2 separate regions of the Homo sapiens genome follow, and region 2 is linked to region 1. The links are chromatin loops, found by intact Hi-C in ENCODE. Cell type or tissue: heart left ventricle. All regions are shown on one strand.

Region 1 (5,000 bases):
GCAAAGGACTTATTAGCACAGTGTGTGAGACTTAAATCAATACATGTAACTATAATTATCTTTATTATGCAGCAAAATTTTTTAAATTGCTAACTTTTAACTTCATGTAGAATTATTCAGTCTAACAATATGAACTGATCTTTTCTTCTAAAGTATAGAATAATTACAGGATAGATCAGAGAGAAATAATACAGAAACTGAATATAGTTAAACTAATTGAATGAAAGCACAAAATGCTTTGTATGTAAAATTCAACAATATATGGGTAATGTGCAGAATATTTTTGCGTTAAAAAAAGTTAATCTCCCAGATGTGAGCTTTGTTAGTCACCAACAAATTATGTACTGACTGAACTGCTGTCTCTCAAACACAGTTCAAGCATGCCTTAGCCACTACCTTAGGTACTTGACCACTTTAAGGGGTTTTGTGGCATTTCAAAAATCAAAATCTCTTTATCCAGATCCTTGTAAATATTCACCATTACAGGTAAGAAAAACGCATTTTAGGGAAGCAGTGAATTCTCCACTTGGAATCAATCTACTGATTGATAATTAAATTATTTCACTGTGAACCAGAAGGCTAGTATTTAGAAAGCAAAATATTTAGAAGTGAAAGAGGGGGGAAAAAAGAATGATCTACAATGTAATATAAATTAACCTAATTTAAATTAGATTTTAATTTAACCTACTTTGATAGTTTTTTAAAACAAGGAAGATCCTAAGGACTTGCAACTATGGCAATCCTCAAAATGGGACCAAAAATTGTCCTGGAATGGTCAGGTGGTCATCCATCTAAAGATCCATCCAGCTACTATTTAATAATTCTTCATAAGGACACTTCATCTACTCTGGTTGACTGTCATTTTCAACATCATAATTTACATAAGGTAGGCTTCCTTTATTAAATTCGTATTCTGTATTTCAGATATTTCTCAATTTTAGAAAAACAATGCACAGTGTGTTAAGAGCATATTTTCAACTTCATTCAATGCATTACCTAAATACTGCATATTAGCTCATGCGGTATTGTGTAATACTGCAAAGACCGTACTTACGTAAATGTTGGTTAAAGTTACCAATTATACAAAGCTCCACTCTCTACCTAAAATTTTACCATGTGCAAAACGAAAAACATTTTAGTTATTGATCATCTCTTCTGAGCCATACACTTTGGGCAAAATTTTGTGATGGCTATAAATATGAAAACACTTAAAAAATCAGAATACAAAGAATGCATATTGCCTCACATGACACATTTTTTTTTTTCCCTCAGAGAAAGACCATCTGTTTAGGATAAATTTCTAGTCTTGTTTATATAGTCAAGTATTTTTTGCTAAAAAAGAAAATGAGAAGACCTGTGCTGTGAAAAATTTTAAAAATCTCAAATTTTTAAATAAAAAATCATTTATAAAATTCAGGATGGATGGCTCTAAAATATAAAAAGAGTGAAATAAAAAAAACAACTGCAGGGAATTTGTTTATTGAGCATTAATGTTAACACTTTTAAATTAAGTATTCACTTACGAATTTTGTCACTGTCCTATCAACGGACATAATAGAAAATATTGCACAGAACTCAAACATGAAAATAATAAACAAAATAACTAAGCAACAAGTATATGCTTTACATTTTAAAAATTAATCCAAACAAAATAATTTGAAGCACTTCTCTGATTTGGAAGTCTTAAAATGTTATCTCATGTTTTATTTGAGATTTTTTTTCGTTTTTTCTTTTTTACAAATTGACACTGTACAAAGAGCTTAAATGGCCAGTAAAACTACTGCCTTAAAATTGTTGGCTTTAAGTAACAGAGGTAAAATTTGAATTCACATCAGAGCTTTCTAAAATGGCAATAGTACAAGCAAATGACTTTCTCTAGTATCCAAAACCTGCGCTGGCTCTCCCTTGGCTAGAAACAAGACAGCCTTCTAAAGCTGCCATAATGTCCTAAAATGCTCTGAAAGAAGTTGGTATACTTCATTCCCCAGCTTACCTTGGTAACACTGGACTAAACAGAAAATGAAGAAAATTCAGTCAATAGTAACTTAAACAGTACTAAGTTAGCTCTGGACTTAGAAGGTTTGGTAAAGTTGATGACATTCAGAATAAGGTTCTCAGAAGAAAAGCAGTTTTCCAAAAATAGGCTAAAAAGCCTATATTAAAGAAAAAATGCCAAGAGTGAATTGAATACTTAAGTTTATCTGTTCCTAGAAGACTATGAACACCACAATGGGAGCTGAAACACTATATATAATTTAGAATGCATTCTCCCAGAGCAAGTTTATAAGGTTTATAGAATAGTAATGGCCTTTCTAAATTTTCACTTGATATTTAAAATTTTATAAGTGATTTATTATGTCATCAAATTAAGCCAATTCCATTAACTATATCCAAGTAGGAATAACTTCAGAAATGCTTTGAAAAAGGACAATGACAGACCTATAGACATGAAAAGCAAACAGCCTTTGCAAAGCTCATCTCCAAATCTATCAATTCTCAATTCTTCTTAAAATAAAAGACTAACCACATGTTCAGCCATTCCATCTTATTCAAGTTTAGCATTACGACAGAAATCTCAAAGGGCTGCATGTTGCTAAACACTGTCAGTATTTCCTATATGCACCATTTAGACTATACCTCACTTTTTTTTACTTCCCTTATAATATTAAAATAATGAATAAATATGGTCCTTTAGTTAAGGTCCTCCACCTTAAGTGAAATACAAAATAAGGTAGTTTTATTAATTTCTTACTAGAATTGGCTTAAAATCTATTTACCAAATAAGAAATAGTAAACTTTTAAGTTTTACCCAGAAAGCAGAAGTATTCCGATCCACTCCTAATGTCTACATAAAATAGTTCATCATTTTAGTTCAGTTTATGACATTTTTTGGACTAGTATTAATGCTGTACCTCAGAAAAAAATCCAATCAACCAACTGCAGAAAGTATGCTTAATTGTTAACCTTTTGAAAGAGGCAAAAAAATTATTTACGAAAACCTAAAATAATCTGATTAACAATTGATGCTGAAAAGGTCATTAAAAACTGAGGAATAACAAATGTAGTTTTCCTGTATTTCACCTATTATTAATGGAAAACAGAATGGCAAAATTTCTAAATGGAATATGTTAAAAGTACAAGAACCGAAAACACTGGTAACATTTCCTTTGCCTTCTGACAGCAACATTTTCTAGGATAAAAACAGTGACATGTAGTTTTAGAGAATCTGAAATTTCTACATTCAAGAATGGAATTAAAATTCAATGTGAGGGGAAAAAAGCAAAATATAGCTAGTGGTATCCAAACTTTAAATAAAACCTCAAAGGTAAGTATGGCTGCTGTTTTGTTCCAGTCATTGTTTCACAAAATGTTGGCTGTGTCATAAGGTATCTCCTGTGCTTTCTATCAACCGAGGGCTGCTGAAGTATAAGACATTCCTCTGTAAAGGAACTGACACTGAATTCCTTTGTAAATTCAATCTCAGCTGAAGTGTCGAGCAAGGCGGGCAGATCTATAATCAGCACGAAGTTGTACGAAGGAGTGAAGTATATTCTTGTCCAGATTAGCAAGTTGTTCTCCTGAGCAGACTTGCTTTAAATTATCTGGGGCAACTACCAGAAGATTGCAAAGAGCATGCAGAGTATCAAAAAGATGTAATACCATTGGAATCTGAATTGAGAGAAGAAAAAAAGTAACATTGAAACAAAACAATTTCCAGTTTTACAATTAGCTTGTAACTTTTTACATACTGTCAGGTGGGACTTACTAGTGTGGGTGAAGTTCAACATATTAGAATTTTTTAAAGATCACAATGCATTAAAACTTAAAGATTTCAGTAGTTAAATAAACTTGCTATAATATTTCAAAAAGATTCATGTGTCAATTCTCTTCAATAGTAACAATCATATATACTTCAGAGGACTAAAACTAGTTATTAACATACAGCATTTTTCATAATTTAAATGTTACAGAAATATTCAGGGGGACATAAATGAAGACAACATTTTTTTCCTAATGTGTGACATATATAACATTAGTCATGGATGTCAATAAGTCAAAGACTGTGGAACTGAAAATACACCATAAAGCAAAAATGGGTTTAATATTAAATATATGGGCCAGATGTGGTGGCTCATTCCTGTAAACCCAGCACTTTGGGAAGCTGAGGCAGCAGATCACTTGAGCCCAGGAGTAAGAGACCAGCCTGGGCAACATCATGAAACTCTTTGGAAAAAAAATAAATAAAAATTTAAAATTTAAAATAAAAAAAAATAATAATTGGAACAACACTGTTTCAGGTAGAATGTGATAATCTATCTCATACAATATCAACAAAAGTTATAAACCTTTCACTAATTATAAGTAAATAGTGATTTTTAATAATCTGACTTATGCTCCTGGGCCTATTTGCAAGTTTGATGTTTTTGTGTACACATACCTTGAAGTCTTTGGCACACTTCCTATATTCGGCTACATCACAAATGGCCAACATGCCACCCATACAACTGTAGGAATATTGTTGAAGATGCTCATAGATAAGTCGATGAAAACGTACTCCAAGTTCCATCAAAACTGTATCCACATTCTTCCCATCCATGGAATTTTTAATCTTCTCCACTTGTTTTCTTACGTAAGCACAGACTTTTACACAGGCCTATAAAAGTTTTTCTACACTCATTACACAGGAATGTATACCAGCTTAGCTAAAGAGGAAATACAGTTTCTCATTAATCTTTAAGTATAAAAGAAAAAAATCTAGGGCACAGTAGGATACACCAATGAAAATGTTAACAAAGTATTAACAAACTGAATGATTTTACTCACATTAGTATATTGAATCAAAACATTGTTTTCATCTTCTGGCTTAAAATCTGTTTTCTTCTGTTCTGCAGCCAAAATATGCTTCATCTGTCCAATCATACAATTTAATGTCCTAGAGAATTGAGAATACAACATTCTTTAACCCATCTAACTTACTCTATGTTTATGTTTAATTATAT
Region 2 (5,000 bases), 520 kb before region 1:
GACCCCAGCCTCCTTGACAAGATGGGATCACAAATGGACATGTGGGCCCTCTGGCCAGTGAGACAAAAGTAGTCTGCTGGAGGAGGTGGAGACATGGGCTAGACCATTTTTCCTCCATCCTAAGAGAAAGCAACAGGAAGAAATAGTCTTCTGTCTTGCTCTGCAGCTTGTTCTTTTTGTGACTCCCAGAACTGCTGCAGCCTTATAGCTATGAGTCCAAGGATGGGGCCAACAGTGAAGATGGTATAACCCAGAGAAGGCATTGTTGAGCCACTGAATTTTAAAAAAAAAAAATCACATTTCTTTATTATTTTAGGCAGTTTGAGGTGAGATTTCTGAGATCTATATCTGAAAGCACTCTATTTGTTACACCTGCTCTTACTTAGCAACTAAACTCCAGGAATCTTGCCTGCTATCCACCCACTCCTCTGGGGATTTTAAGTTCTTTCTTGGCATCAGATGAGATCATACCCTGAGAGTAGGACTTTGCCCACTGCTTCACTGCTCTGTTTCCCTTACTAGAGCCTGACACTTAGTAGGCACTTGATAAATATCAAATGCACCAGTGAATAAATGAAGTACCCCAAAGCTAAATTTTATTTCTTTTTTTATTTTTTAGAGATGAGTTTTGCTATGTTCTGGAATACAGCGGCTATTCACAGGCATGATCATAGTGCACTGTAGCCTCAGACTCCTGGGCTCAAGTGATTCTTCCAACTCAGCCTCCCCGGTGGGACTACAGGCACATACCACCATGGTGGACAAGAACTAAAATTTGATTCACATTTGTGTAGCTACCCTTCACCCCACACTTTGCTTTATCCCATTAAGATTTACCATTATTGAGTTGTGATTGATAAATGCCCTTTGCAAATGCCAAAGATTATAGCAAGAAAGAGCAATATCAGAATTGCGTCTGCATTTACTATACAACAAGATTGATAGACACACTGTATAATGTTTTCAAAGTTTCCTATGCAAAGTCTCCTAAAAGAAAGTTAATGCGCCGGGCACAGTGGCTCATCCCTGTAATCCCAGCACTTTGGGAGGCTGAGGCGGGTGGATTACCTGAGGTCGGGAGTTTGAGACCAGCCTGGCCAACATGGTGAAACCCCGTCTCTACTAAAATTACAAAAATTAGCTGGGCGTGGTGGTAGGCACCTGTAATCCCAGCTACTTGGGAGGCTGAGTCTGGAGAATCGCTTGAACCTGGGAGGCAGAGGTTGCAGTGAGCTGAGATTGCGCCACTGCACTCCAGCCTGGGCAACAAGAGTGGAACTCCGTCTCAGAAAACACACACACACACACACACACACACACACACACACAGAGAGAGAGAGAGAGAGAGAGAGAGAAAGAAAAGAAAGTTAATGCCAGAAGAAAAAACAAAAAATCTCTCTTAGAGAATTGTCCCGCTTCCTTCTAATAGGTTGTATGGACTGTCTCATTGGGTATCCTTTCTTGCCCTGGCTGCCAGGAAGCTCAAGGCCTAATCTGATGCTAAATCACAGTAATTCTATTATACTTCCTAGTCAATGCTTGGTTCTTCTCCTTTCCATGGCTTTGCTTTTCTAATTTTAGTTGAATGACTTTATTGTGTTTGCCTTTTTGTAAGTTGCTTCAAATCCTTTTCAGAAAGAGGTGCATATAAAAAAATTTAACAGCTCAATTCTAAAAAGCCATGGTTGGCACCACTTGCTCTTTGTAATAGCCTGGGAGGGCCCCCAAAGTAGCCTGGTGCTTTATCTTTACAAACACATGTCAGCCAGAGCAGCGGTGCTCACCGGAGATCTCGGGAGACAAGGGCAAAAATCACCCGTCATTTTCTACTGAATGGGTGTCTGGAGGACCATTCAGGCTCCTAGTGGCTGGATTTGGTGGGGAGGATTAATGTGGAGAGCCCTTGGAAAATCAGCATTGCTCCTGCCTGCACCGGCTATTGTTCCAGAGGTGAATGTTCTATTTTGAAGATAGAATCTCTCTCCTGCCTGGCTCCCAACCCTGCAAGCTTTGAATGCAGGGTGCCGTGCCCTTTCCCCTGACTCTGGGCCACAGGCCTCTCCAGCCAGCCCTCTGTGCCAACTGGCAGAGGGTGCTCTTGTATAGCAGATCTGACTCCCTCCCCACGCCTGAGTGCCTGAGGCCTTTCAGCTCCAGCCTGCTGCCTCGACCTGCTGGGGGCCCAGGAACCCTGCAAGCATAGAGAGGGGGGAAACTCCTATTTTTCCCCAAAACCTGGCCCCATCTGTCCCCAAAATCACTGCTGAGCTGGCCTCATTTACCTTGAGGCTTGTGTGCCCCTCTCTATACCCCAGTTTCCCCCAGATTGCACAGAGGCTATATACGTGTTGGAGGACTTGGGAATTTGGCTTGCTTATAGTATATCATACATATGTGTTCACAAGTGGAGAGGAGGAGGCAGAGAGAGACAGAGAAAAGAATGGGAAAGATACTGCCTTCTTAGAACTCCGCGATAGCAGATTTCATGATTTAATTGGAAATTTAGTAAATCTGCTAAAACATTTAGTGGTTTAAATTTTTCCTGTTCTGCAAAGAAACAAAGGCTTCTGGTTTACTCTGTGTCTTTCAACAACTTTAATTTCATTTGTAGATTATGGATGGAAGTAGCATTTCCACTCGATTGCATACTGGGCATTAAGAAGACAAAAACCTTCATTGTTTGCAGCCCTCAGAATTTTTTTTTCCAGACATTAAGCTGTAGGTGGCATTCTTTATACCTGACATCAGAGCACTTTTGTCAGGCGTTTAGTTGACAGGATTTACTGCAAGCCCGTCCTAGGTGTGTGAAGCAGGGAAAACAAGAAAATATTTCATTCAGGTGGACAGAGAGGAGTGCAGAGCCCGATCAGGCCGATCGGGTAACCGCTGCTTTTCAAACTGTGTAATTAAAGATCTTTAGAGTTCTTCGAAGGGAATTAATTAGTAGAGAAAGGCTGTTTTGTTTACAGTCTTTATCATCAACATAATCAAAAGCAAGCCTTGATATTGGTGGCAAATTGGACTGAACTCTCCCGAAGCCAAGAAGGCCTCCTGCAGCGCTTTTCTTGTTTTTTGAGGTTAGTTCCATCTGCAGTTAACTTGCTGTTGGGTGTCGGGGACAGAGTGGGATGCAGTACATTGCAGATGGAGTAGGGGAGGGACACACTCAGTATTGTCAAAACCCCCTCAGCCATGTTCCCATCACTAATTGCCCACCTGTGCGTGGTGCAGCAGTGGGTTGGGATTAATGTTTAGGTTCAACTGTCTAGATGGCTTGTTCATGAGTGACTATGTTTTCAGGTCTGAACCATGCACCTGGGAAGCCCTAAAAAGATCATCCGGTAACATGTCACAGTGGATGTCACTGTCCCTGCCTGGTGGCATCAGAAATACCTGCACTGCTTCAAAATAAATGCAATTTTTGAGTCCCACCTAGTCTAGGACCTCCTGGGATAGGGCTCAGGAATCTGTTATTAACTCACTGCCCAGGTGCTTCTGATATGCAGCCAGGTTTGGGAACTACTGATCTAAATTATTTGGTAACCTAGGACATGAACATGAAGAGGGGAGAAAGGCAAGGGTGCCCAGGAGATGACCTCAGGCCAGAAAAGGCCGGTCACAACGCATTAGACCCATGGCCTCCGAATAGAGACTAAAGCTGCTGGGCGACAGGGCCAGCTGGCCAAGTCCAACAAAAGACTTGAAGGACTATCCTGTGCACCTTGACTGAGCAACAAGGGCCAGTCCCCAAGCTGAGAGAGCCTGCAGGACAGCTCCAGCCCCATTGCCCATGTTCCTCTCAGGATCCCGTTTCATGGTGCCAGGAAATGTTCCAAAGGACCCACAGATTTAAAGGAAGGAGCTCTAGTTGATCACATGATTATCCAGTGTGTAAGAAGTAGGTCTCAGTGGAATCTGGGTTTCACAGGCCCAATGTGATCTGATGATCTATGTGAGAATATTCTGGATCCTATCTTGTCTTAGTCATGATAAGTGCTCAGAGACTTTTTCCTCAGTTGTTCCCGGTTGGTCCTTACTTGGCCACCTATGCAATCCTTACCCACCATTTCCTCTGGATTTTATAGGAGATCTAGCCCTAGCCCCTGAGTTTCCATTTCAATGAAAAGTTTATATTGTACAAGTAATACAATGTGGTGTTTAAAAAATGTTTTTAAACAAGTACAGGTGTTTAAAATGAAGAGTGAAAGTTCTTCCTGTAATCTCATCCTTCGGAGATAATCCCTGGTAATGGGGTCAACTACTTCATTTAAAGATGTGGATACTAGGCTTCAGAGAGGTGAAGTCAAGCAGTCATTCTGTAGCAGAGCAAGAGCAGGGGTCCCTGACCCCGTCGCCCAGTGCTCTTTCCACCCCCTCCTCTGTGCAAGAGGCCTCTCCCAGCACCTCAGGCCATTAGGAGCTTTTTGATGCCATCAACAGGGAGGTGACTAACCCATTCCTCATGTTCCCAAAACCTGAAGCCACACCTCAACCCCAGATTCTTCCAGATTACAGGGAACACATCCTGTGGCTGATTCCTCCTCCGCCTCCCTGGTCTTTATAGCCATCCATCATCATCACAAGGCTTCACTTTTCTGAATCTGGTTCTCAGTGAGGAAAGCAGAATTGTGTGGGCTTCATAACTGTTGGCCGGCTGCGGTCAGTGGGAGGAGCAACTGCAGCCATCTTGGAAAATGCCTTAGGAAGAGTCAAGAGGGTGAAGCAGGTTGGGTTATGGCCCTAGGAGAGCCTACTGGGCTATTCTGAGAGTTCTCCTAAGGGCCTTTTCACTTTTCCCTAATATTTCTGGAGACTCAAGCCTACCGGTGGTTGTTATATCTTTCTATAACATACAGTCTAATGATGGGGTGGGGAGTGGGTAGAGTTGTAGAATTAAATATCCTCAATTTCCAAGTAATGGGGGAGAATCCCGGAGCAGTTTGGTTATAGAGGCAACACTAACAACAGCACCCACAGCAAACTTAGAGGTTTAACAGCAA

The links. A loop is a pair of places that touch in the nucleus more often than their neighbours do. Peaks named below come from ENCODE experiments on the same cell type or tissue, not always from the same donor. Only the 100,000 strongest peaks of a DNase experiment are listed, where the experiment ranks them.
Region 2: a loop joins it to region 1, with 5 times the contacts of the local background. A loop is called at or near these places in 4 of 110 quality-filtered maps.

The regions. Positions count from the first base shown.
Region 1 is chr14:57,205,129-57,210,128 of GRCh38, forward strand. It overlaps EXOC5 (exocyst complex component 5), which reads right to left. Exons shown (of 18, transcript NM_006544.4): 16 at 4,825-4,933; 17 at 4,439-4,654; 18 at 1-3,669. The coding sequence ends at 3,481. Among named protein-coding and RNA genes, the nearest start is that of EXOC5, 61 kb to the right of the region's middle. In heart left ventricle, no CTCF peak of the experiment used is centred here; no DNase peak of the experiment used is centred here.
Region 2 is chr14:56,684,590-56,689,589 of GRCh38, forward strand. No RefSeq gene overlaps it. Among named protein-coding and RNA genes, the nearest start is that of TMEM260, 110 kb to the left of the region's middle. RefSeq lists a silencer at 3,557-3,718. In heart left ventricle, a CTCF peak has its summit at 2,078; a DNase peak (open chromatin) is centred at 2,082.